Linked DNA regions of Homo sapiens: region 2 is linked to region 1. The links are chromatin contacts, found by Hi-C or POLR2A ChIA-PET in ENCODE. All regions are on one chromosome and are shown on one strand. The core of a region is the stretch at or near the end of the contact, and the rest is flanking DNA. Distances in the headings are between cores, read along the strand shown. Region 1 has its middle 170 kb from the start of LINC02815. Region 2 overlaps LINC02815 (long intergenic non-protein coding RNA 2815).

Region 1 (5,495 bases), core at 1,932-4,431:
CCCTACCCTGTGTCCCCTACGGAGTAGTGACCAGACGAGTTAATTTGCCTTGAGTCGTTAACCTGAGAGGACCATTAGCTCTCTGGGAAATGATTTTAATGTGAACCTACTACCTTTTGCTAAGAAAAGGAAGGCTCTGTCCCTTTCACACCCAGCTCAAGAGGAACAGCCAGTCTTAAGTCAAATGCCCATTTCTCTAGTGTGAAGAGTAAAGATGACAGATGTTCACAGGCAACCTCAGTTAGTTCCTTCCCTTGTCGAAAAATGCTGGACTCTCTCACTCCCCCCCCACCCCCCCCCACACGCATACACACACACAGGCGCAGGCACATGTGCACACACACACACACACGAACACAGACATATCATTCGTGTGCGTGCGCACACACACACTCGTATCTTCCGGAGGCCAGCTTTGACACACATCACCTTCTCATAGTAGATGAATTATTGGGTCTATTGCTGCATTCATATCCTCCCTAATTAAATTCTGCTAGCCTGGAATTGTGATCCTTTGGTTTATCAGGAAGCTACGCTCTGCTGTTATTTGCCCTTATGTTACATACAAAGAGAGTGTTAAAAGCTACTTCATGATATACACATCTGACAGGGGGCCAATTAAACACACTGGACCAGGCTGCCTGTTTTGTGCCATTGATGCTGGCTGCAAATTACAAATGAATTTATGCTTTTCATTTCATGCTCAGCATGGTGCTTTCTCAGCAATGTTTCATAAGCATAAGGCCAGGTGCTTTTGTGTGAAAGGAACAAAATGAAATTTCTTTAAAAATGCAAATCCTAATCCAGACTGCCCACCCCTACCCTGGCTTATCCTGACTGGTGGGTATTTACTGTCTCCTGTTCCTGGGGGGTGCTACCTGGCTCTGAAGAGGCCTTTCCAGGGCAGTCTTGAGCAGGGTCAGGGAGGGGTGCTGTGGAGGGGCAACCTCCAGCCGTCCCGTGTGGCCAAGAGCTTTCAGAGACAGGGTGCCCCTGCCACCAGACAGTGAGGAGTTGCAAAAGAGGCAGCTATGGGGGTCTCTGTGCAGCACTCAGCGGGAGGATCCCCAACTCTGTGGCCACGCATGACTGTTGGAGGGTGGGACATCAGCTGAGACTTCCTTACTCAAGCAGAACAGAAATATTTTCATAATATGGACTCATTTAAGGTAAAAAATGTGCCAGGCCTTATAAAAATATAAAGATGAATCTAGTTTCTGACCTTCAGCAGAGAGACACACAGATACACCAAACGGGCAGAGGACACAGCAGGAGCTGCAGGCTGCCTGTGCTGGCATTGTGGAGGGACCTCCCCCGCACCCCGGTAAACGCGGAGAGCAGGGTACTCTCTAGGGCAGGAGCCAGCAAGCTTTTCCTGCAAAGAGCCAGGTGGTCTACATTTCAGGCTGTTGCAGGCCTCGGGGTCTTTGTCGCAACAAGTCAACTCTAACGTGATAGAGTTAGAAGGCATCTATAGGATGAGCATGGCTGTGTTCCAATACAATTTTATTTACAAAACAGGTGGTGGGCTGTGGGCGGCCGACTCCTGAGCTAGAGGGTTGGATCATTGCACATGGTTGCAGTCCATTTTCAAGATATTTTAAAGGTAAATTGTTATTTCTAGCTCTCTGTCTCTTCTGATACTATTAATCTACTAGAATAATTTTTTACAATGATTTTTTAATTATGAAAGACATACATGATCACTATATAATTATCAGAAAATAGAGGTAAACAAAAAGAAAACAGTCACATTTCTGAGCTAGTCTTCATCTTGCCTCTTCCTTTTCTCTACTCGCAAACATCCCTCATGGTCCCACCCACATGCAGGGAGGCTCAGCTGGCAGGAGAGGAGGGAGGGCCTGGTGACCTCGGCTGGCCCCTCATGTGCTGCTGGTCCATAGTGAGGGTGGAGCCTCACCAGTGTGGCCACAGGCATGCTCACAGGGAGCTGTCGAGTTTCTGCTGAAGTCCGAAGTGACCCACTTCAACCCGCCATGGTCTCTGTGAACCCTGGGATGGAGTCATTACTCTCCACATGGTTGGAATTCCTACTGGGGTGACTTATGAAAGTGGAACAGGCCCAGCTCCATTCAGTCAACACGTGTTAAGCACTGATGGGTGCCAGGCATTGTTCTAGGCACTGTGGCCAACAAGACAACCTAGAAGCTTTCATTCTTGTAGGGGAGGTTAATTATAAACAAATCAACAACAAAAACTATAAAAATGGTTATCTAAATGTTGGATGGTAATGGTTGCAAATAGTAGAATGGGAAGTATTTGGCAGCACGGATGAGATGGAGTGATGCCCTCCCATTGGGTGGTAAGGGACTCCTCCGAGGAAGGGAGGAGGACAGGCGGGTCTTGAAAACACGGAGGGCAGAGCATTCTAGGCAGACAAAGAGTACATGCAAAAGTCCTTCAGCAGCACCGTGTTCATGCCCTTGAGGACAGACAGCAGTCCCACAGGCTGGATCAAACGGACTCACGGCAAAAATGAAAGAAGTTAGGTAGGAAGTCAGGGCCTTTAGACTGTGGCGAGGAGCTGAGATTTTATTCAAGAGCCATGGGAAGCCAGCCGAGGATTTTAGGCAGGAAAGCTGCATAACCTGACTCCCATTTGTGAAAGCTTGCTCCTGCTGTTTTTGGAGAACAGACTGCAGGGACGAAAGGGAAAATGAGGAGACTCTTTGGCGGCTGCAGGAGGAGGTGCTGATAGCATGGACGCCACTGTTCTGATGTCCCCAGAGATGGGGAGCTGGTAGGCTTTTCTCTCAGCTCTGGTAGGGGGTGGTGCCATTCACTGAAATGGAAAGATGGAGGAGGTTAGGGTGGGCTGGCGCAGAAAACAAGCGTGGGTTATGGACAGGACAAGCCGGAGGTGCCTGTTAGCACCAAGAAGAGTCAGGAGCTCTAGCAAGAGGACTTTTTAACCAGTCTCAACTGAACACCTGCAGTGTGCCAGGCCCAAGCTGGCCCCATCTGCGGTGACTGCCCATGCCCTCTCATCCTCCTGTCCATGTGCAGCCTGACCCTAGCACCACCCGCTGGCCTGGGATTATCAGGCTGAGCCTGCCGCCATGAAGTCCTCCAGCCTCACCTGACCAGCCCCAGGCAGGATGTGGCGCATTCACGGGTAAACAAGTGAGGGAGGGACACTGGAGCACCCCACAGAGCATCTGGGGCCCTGCAAGGCCATCGCAGGCCCAGCTGTCTCTCTGGAAAAATGCCATGGACACTCTTGATCAGTCAGATGTTGGCAGTGACACTGCTGTCTTGCTTCATTGCATTTGCAAAATAAGCAAAGTTTGTAGTGCTCCCTGTCTTCTACGTGTGAGCGGGTGTGTTTCTCATCAACTCACTGCAGTTACAAAACCAATTAGAGCTGTAAAATGTGGAATGGCCTCTGTGTGAACAGCCTGGGACATCCTCAGAGCTCCAGAGCCCACTGCTTTGATGTCAGAGCTGGGGGTGGGGTGGGGTGGAGTGGAAAGGCCATGGGAAGGGAGCCGGCTCTGAAACACGTGGAGGCCAAGGTGGTAAGGTGGTAGTGATGTGGAGGCCTTGCCGATCAGGGGCCCACACACCGCACCCTGGCAGGGGAGGGCCGGGGGCTTTCTGTGCCTCACCCACAGATAAGAAGGAAGTGGGAGCCAGTGCCAGTCCCTCAGCTTCCTCCTTGCAGGCCTTCTCTGCTTGCCCTTTCTCCACATTTGGCCCAGACATTGAAGCTATGAGCCACATGGCAGGAAGTTCACAACTGCTGTGCTGACAGAAGCCAGAAAGGAGGCTGTTTTCTGGAAGCCTGCCCTGTGCAGGCCTGACAAGAGCTGGGGGAAGTTAGGAGGCCCTTGATGGGACCACGGCCATGCATGACACTGGGACCTCTTGCACTAGGAAGACATCCTGTATCATAAAATTCAAGGAACTCCGGAGCTGGCAAGGACTGTGGCAGTCATAACGTTCAATGTCTTCATTTCCTGGGTCTATGACGAAGACCCAGGAAAGTGAGGTGACTTTTCCAGAAGAGTGACAAAGGCAGAACAAGAACCAATTTCCTGACTCTCTATCCCAGAGCCCTTCACCAGTGACGGTGGGGATGCTCGCAAGCCTCCCAGGCCAGGGCTGCCCAGGCTTACTCAGGTCAAGGCCGTCAGAGGAAAGAATTATCTCTGCACCACCCCTGTCGCAAAGGGACAAGGCTGCTCTCAGATGGAGGCAACCTGCTGGGGACTCCTGCCACCCCAGCCCTGCTGGGCTCACCACACCCACTGGGTGTTGTATACACGCGTGTGTGTGCATGTATGCATGTGCATGCATATGACTGGGATCACTGATTCTGTGGCGTTCCAAGTCTGCGTGGTTTCTTAGAATCCATTATTGATTGAGGGGCCTGAAGAAGATGAAACCCATACGTTGCACCGCAAAGTTTTTTGCACTTCCTTATTCCAGGAGATGAGTTCGCAGATCCTTTCTTTGGCGAAAGGAAAGAAAACCACAATAGATAAAGCAACTTTCTTAGATCACACAGCATATTCACAATGGAGCTGAAACAAGTAAATTAGCTGGACTCACATCTCCAAACCTGAAAAAAACATAGTCACCTCTTTAGACATCAGATGAAGTATAAAGAAAATAGAAATAAAGGCAAAAGTACTACAGCTGTATTTCATGGGGACCCTGACAATTCTCATCAGATACCCGACTCCTGAGGTGTTAGTTCTGAAAAGTGGGCCAAACACTTGGCCCGGAGTTCACCTTTAAGGTTAGTTTAGCAGACTCTGAGAAGCACTAATTAAGACGTGTTAAGCAAATGAAACAAAGTAAAACAAGACAGTTATACAGGCAAATATGTTTAGGAAACCTTTGGTAAGCAGAACTAAATGGATTCTTTACAGCAGGACCTCTCCCACTCTCGAATGCTAACATGCACTGGGACTCTCCAAGAATAAGGTAGAGCAAAGGATAGTTTCTGAATTTATTTGACCATGGAATATTCTTCACCCATATCTCTGGTTGGTCAGAGGTTTTGCCAAAATGACTTTGGAGAGAAAATGTTGTTTTGATATAGTTTTCCAATGCAACCAAATAGGAATGGTCCTGTTTAAGAATGGAAGAGGTGCAGGAGTTACAGAATGGCAGAGTGAGGCCCTCCATAAGCCTACTCTCCCATTAAAATAACAGAAACACTAGGAAATGGTCAAAATAAACTGTTTCAGAACTCTGGAAATTAACCAAAGGCTGGCAACAATCTGAGGGCGTTTATTCAGGAAAAACTGTTGAACCTTGGTAAGAGCAGAAAGGTTTGTGACACTTGAACTTGGCCTATTCCCATCCCATTCTACCCAGCCCCTGTTAGCCATGATAACTAGCAGCCTCACAACCACAGGAATGGTAAAAACCAGCAACTTTGCAGCCACCAGAGGAAATAGACTGGGTTTGAAGCTCCTCAAAATGTCCCATCTGCAAAGCATTGTCATTATTTAGCTGTCCTT
Region 2 (5,495 bases), core at 1,482-3,981, 140 kb after region 1:
TTGATCAAATGTACACATTCTTAACTTGTGAACTGACCACCCCAATCAAAACAGATTTGAGCAGCACTCTGAGAGAGGACACGTTGGAAACCACAAAGGAAGTGGCTAGTGGGAAGGTGCAGGGATGGGGAAGCCCCAGGAGGCCTGGAGCCAGCCCTCAAACTCAGAGCCACAGCCAAGCGGACTACAGACAGCCATTCTGTTGCTGGAGGCATCAAAGCCTTGTATGAAAGAGGTCCAGTTCTGATGCCCACACTATCCACAAATGTTAATTCTTCTCAGTGAACCCCAAAGCAAACTTGTGAACAATGAGGGAAGCCTTCAATTAAACTTTTAAGCATTCTTGAACCTCCCCTCTGCAAATACTTATTTGTGTTATGGGTAAGTTTTGAGTTACAGATTGTCGACATGGGGGATGGATTCAAATGATTCAGCTACATTTCAAAAATTCTCAAGCTAGAGATCAAGTTTGAAATGAGTATGGATCTAGAAGAAGCTGAGAAAACAATTCTAGGAGATTTAGACGAACCAAAATGTATTTCTTCTCCCCAGTCCTAAACTAGTCCATGTTTTTGTTCTAAGTGGCCTGCTGTACTTTTGTAAAACAAAAAGACCACCCAAATCTCTAGTATTCTGCGGCCTATATAATCAGTGGGCAGAGTGAATTTTCCTTCCTTGCCATGGACCAAGAAGAGCCTCATACACCCAACTGTGGCCTCACCAGATTGTTTTTAGCCTGATGATGAGCCTCTATTAAACCCAGAATTTCTTTGTCCCAAAGAAGGGTCATGTGTGTTTAACAGACATAAAATCTGCACTAAGTGGGAGTCCTGGGCCAGCCTGCTGCGGCCTGTGCATGGTGAGAGGGAATCCTGCATAGCCCATCTGCTGCAGAAGAAGTTTCCAGAGAGGAAGAGAGGCCACCCAGAGACAGAAGCTCGTCCTCCCACGTCTCTCTAAATGAACCTGGTTTCTGCTTTCCCCGGCTGCTCCCAGAACCATTCAGATCTCCCCTTACCCTCTATTTTGCTATTGACTTGTAGAGACAAGGCCCACTTGGGCCTGCTTAAAATAGAACTCCCTGCGCTGGAGCCAGTTCTATATCAGTGAGTGTGCGTGTATGCTGATTTTCTTTGTCCTCTTTATAAATGAAAAAACTAAAGGTAATTACAATAAGAGCTTTGTTTTTTTAAAATTAAGCTCTTAATAAGTATCATGAACTAGTCTTTTTTTTTTTTTTTTTTTTTTTTTAGACGAAGTCTTGCTCTGTTGCCAGGCTGGAGTGCAGTGGCGTGATCTTGGCTCGCTACAAACTCCACCTCCTGGGTTCAAGTGATTCTCCTGCCTCAGCCTCTCGAGTAGCTGGAACTACAGGTGCCCGCCACCACACCCAGCTAATTTTTGTATTTTTAGTAGAGACGGGGTTTCACCGTGTTAGCCAGATGGTCTTAATCTCTTGACCTCGTGACCCGCCCGCCTCAGCCTCCCAAAGTGCTGGGATTATAGGCATGAGCCACCGCACCTGGCCTCTCAGTTTTATAAGCATTACCTTATTTGAACTTCACAAACAACCTGAGTGGTTATGAGCTGAGTATTGTTGCTATTATTAATCTATAAATGAGGAAACTGAAGCTCAGAGAGGCTTATTTACTCCCCCAACGCCACACAGCTAGTAAGTGATGGAGCCCAGATTAAAACTACTCAGTCTGACTCCAAAGTCTCTCCGTCTCCCTCATTCTCTACCCGTCCACACCACGGTAAGCTAGTTATCTAAAGGTACAAACAGGAGTTTTAACTTTTACTTTTACTCGTGAAAAATAAACCCCAGGAAATTTGAGCCATAAAAGCATCAGACCGACCCTTGGATTGTTCTGCAAAATCAATGCAGAGAAAGCAGAAAGGCTTTCATTGAACCGTGTAGCTAAAAATAAAAGACCCAACGAGCAAAGATTCCCTAGTGCTGGGCAGGAGAGGGGATCAGGGAAGTAGAAGAGAGAGGCAGCCTCTGAAGGGGCTCCCACACAAGTGCAGGGCGGCAGCACCTTAGCCGCAGAGCCCCGGGTGCTCTTCTTCCTGCCGGGACACCTGAGCCCACGTTCTCCTCTGCTGCTTGCCTCTTAGCACTCAAGCTGAGGTGTCGAGACCACATCCCAGAGGGCAAATGGCAGACAGTTAAGGAGCTGAGCAGCCAGCTGGGGTTGCTTCTTCGTCCCCAGAAGCCCCGCCAGCAACTTCTGTAGACCTGCCCATGGCCAGGACCTCGTCACAAAGCCTCCTCTGGATGGGGGGCCAGCCTCTTGCAGCTGCCCACCCAACCAGGGTGCTCGTAGGTGTCAGGCAGGACTCAGCAGCAGAGAGACAAGTCTTTCTGAAAGCAGAAAGGGAGTGCTCATGGGGAATTACATGACTCCCGGAATCATTAGGAGGCAGGTTCGCTTCCCAAAGCCACGCCACAGGGCTGGATGCGGAAGGACCTGCCTTCTGCTACAATTAGGGAGGCCCCAGTCACACCGGGAAGCCAGGGCTAAAACTGCAATGCTTTTTCTAGGAGCTCTGCCCCTACATGGGTGCGTCCCTCCCTGCCTCTGTCTCTCAGCTTAACCCTGCCTCAAATTTAGTCTCGTGACAGAAAAAATGGGACTAATCTGATTGGCAGAACCCACATCACATCCAGAATCCTAGCGCAAAGGTGCTGGGAAGCGCAGACTTGCTTTCCAGCTGTTGCAGAACTAATGGCACAGAGGAGGAAGCTGGGGTGGATGCCACACACGCCCATCAGCCACGAGTTAGCAAAGGAAGCAGAGACCTATTTCCAGGGGACTTTGGCTTCTGAGCTGCTGGTGGTGGGGGAAGGGAAAGGGAAGGGCACTGGGGTGAAAACAACCCTTCTTGCTTTCCTGTGCAGAGGACTCAGGATGTGGTTGGTGAGCCCATCATCTGGGGAGACGCATGAAGGGGAAAGGGGGAAAGAAAGCTTCAAAAGAAACATGGCTGAAGGGTTCCCGTCCTGGAGAAGAAGGGGTGGTGCTGGCCGTGACACTTACCCTATTGCCTCACAGACCTGGAGCGATTGACCTCTCTTGTGCACACCAGGGAGTGGGAGGGACAGGGGGATGAGGACATAGGCCTGCCTTGAAGAGCTTGCACCCTAATGAGAAAGCTAGAGCTGAGAAGCGCAAAGACAGGATGGAACAGGCAGGGTCCTTACAGTGCTACAGATGGGTAAGCTGAGGCCTGGGGGGTGACCACCTGCCTGGCATCCCCTGTGCCAACCTCCACCCCCCAGCAGGCTACTTCCATAGCGATCCAGGCTTCAGAGCATCTCAGGTTCCAGAGAGGCTCCAAAACGCACCAACTCAAAGTCTGTTTTACTGGAAATGTTCATGAAAATCTATTCCATTACTATTTAGATTATCAAGGCACACCACAGGGTGAAGTTTAACATGCAGCAAAACTTTTCTCAAGCCTCTTTTTCCAGCTCTCTCACTGATTCTCCAAAACTTCTCTCTTACTCTCTGCTCCCAGCAAAGCCTTGCCTCCTGGCAGCCCATGTGGGTGCCTGATTTTCTTCTGCTTCTTTTATTTAACCTCTACTCTTAATTCTCTCCTGCAAGGAAGTCTCTGATTCTTCTTCTGTAATTCCCAGCTGTCTCCCCACCACTTGCCTGCTTGAATCTCCATTTCTCTTTCTCTCTCTCCCTTGCCCTGATTCTAAATTGTAAAAGCCCAGAAATGGAGCTGGCAAAGATAGAATCCACTTTCGTCGGTGAAGGGCAGAGAGGTTATGAAGGCTCCTATTGCAAGCAATCATGGTCTCTGTTCACTCCCATAGCAAAGAGAGGAAACGTGAATCTCCTTCTCTCGAGCAGGTAGCTTGGCGTTCATTACCCTTCTTAGGAGCACTCCATAAATGTCTGAATCTCAGCAAATGTGGCCCCCCACCTCCTCCCCATCTCTGCCCTTGAACACTTGGAAGATCTTTAGAACCTGTCATCACTTGCCCAGGTTCATGGCAAAAGCAGACCTAAGTTGGAAACACCTGGCTCTCAGCCTCTCCACCTTCACCCCTGGCTTCTTCTGCTGTCAAACTCCTCTGAGTTTTTAAGTACAAAATGTGACACTTTCTGGTGTTGACCAAGCTGGAAACCAGCAGGTGCCCACATCTTAGACTACCCCTGCCCTCAACAGCAGCTTACATACTTAGAGTTTATTAAATCTGTTTACCACTACTCTGCACCTTAGCACAAGCATTAGTTAATCCCCTGTTTGGAGATCAAACCCAAGAAACATTTAAATATGATCTCCTGCCCAGTGTGGCAAACAAATCATTTCCATCATGGAAAAAAACCAGGGAGGAAAACAATGGTGCATTGAAACCAGTTATGCAACACAATCCTCAGTGATCAAAGTCCTCTGGTTTTCAATTAACGCAGGACATTCAGAGGAAGAGGGCTGCCTGCTTATTGATTAGTTGATTGTTTATGAAATGAAGAAACCTCATCTTTTCTCTATATTCTACTACTGGCTAGGGGCCTGGGAAGTGAAAATTGCCACCAGCACCATCCTGCAAAGCAGAGAACATTCCATTTACTCCTCCTTGCTTCCTGGGTGCCAGCACCCCCATCTTACCCAAGCTAGACCCTAAGGAACCTCTAGTTTCTCCTTCCCCTCACCTCCTCATGTAATTTCTCCCCAAATAACATCACATTTGCCTGAGCTCTGCCTCTCAGATCCCTGCTCTCCTTTACTCCTGTCTCTTCATTACTCCTTTCTCACCAAGACAGTAACAGCAGCTTCCATCCTTGTCTCTTTCCTGTCAACCTATGTGACTGCTAATGCTATTCAACTTTCTACATCTTAGATTGGGTTCTAACTGTCCTTTGACACAAGCCTTCCTTTGAGATGTGATTGAAAGTGATGTCTGTTACTTCTGGCAGAGCCTCAAGGGCCTGTACTCGCTTTGCCATGATCCTTTTTCCCTCTGCCATTGTGACTGACCATGTTCCTGATGAGGCTGCCACATGAGCCTGAGGAACAGAGTGGTACCACCCCACAAGGTCCACATAGCACAAGTGAACTACAATGCTTTATTTCAGTAACGCCACCCGTGTCTTGGAGCTCTATGCCCTGAGTGATTCAGGAGGTGGAGAACAGCTCTGGTTGCTTCCTTCTTTAAAGAATATCATTACTTTCCCAAGCTAATGCATGAATTAGAATCTAAAATATAGGTCAGGCACAGTGGCTCATGCCTATAATACCAGCACTTTGGGAGGCCAAGGCGGGAGTATTGCTTGAGCCCAGGGATTCAAGACCAGCCTGGACAACACAGAAAGACACCATTTCTGTTACATAAATAAATAGATAATCTGAAAAATAAAACAGGAATGCTAAGAGGCAATGTTGTATAATAATAATTTTTGTTTAATGACTGGCCTTTGTCCCAGGCTCCTGGGAGGGCAAATCTAAATCCTTGGAATTTCCCACATAGTAGGAGT

Evidence for each region. Hi-C counts contacts between places; a loop is a spot of excess contacts on that map. ChIA-PET counts read pairs that join two places held with the same protein, here RNA polymerase II (POLR2A). Pooled maps may share reads with other maps.
Region 2: a pooled map shows a loop between it and region 1 (1.9-fold over the local background). The contact joins two enhancer-like sites. A Hi-C loop is called at or near these places in 3 of 168 maps with a recorded cell type or tissue (HepG2 and dorsolateral prefrontal cortex) and 3 of 50 pooled maps. POLR2A ChIA-PET finds 5 or more read pairs at or near these places in 1 of 52 experiments (activated T-cell).

What each region holds. Positions count from the first base shown.
Region 1 is chr1:228,986,935-228,992,429 of GRCh38, forward strand. No RefSeq gene overlaps it. Among named protein-coding and RNA genes, the nearest start is that of LINC02815, 170 kb to the right of the region's middle. RefSeq lists an enhancer at 2,625-3,375. Within about 2 kb of position 3,182, at least 21 of the 41 ENCODE cell types and tissues checked have a DNase peak (open chromatin) inside an H3K27ac peak, as active enhancers do.
Region 2 is chr1:229,127,345-229,132,839 of GRCh38, forward strand. The region is part of intron 1 of LINC02815 (long intergenic non-protein coding RNA 2815); the gene reads right to left. Among named protein-coding and RNA genes, the nearest start is that of LINC02815, 25 kb to the right of the region's middle. RefSeq lists an enhancer at 2,678-2,972. Within about 2 kb of position 2,732, at least 8 of the 41 ENCODE cell types and tissues checked have a DNase peak (open chromatin) inside an H3K27ac peak, as active enhancers do.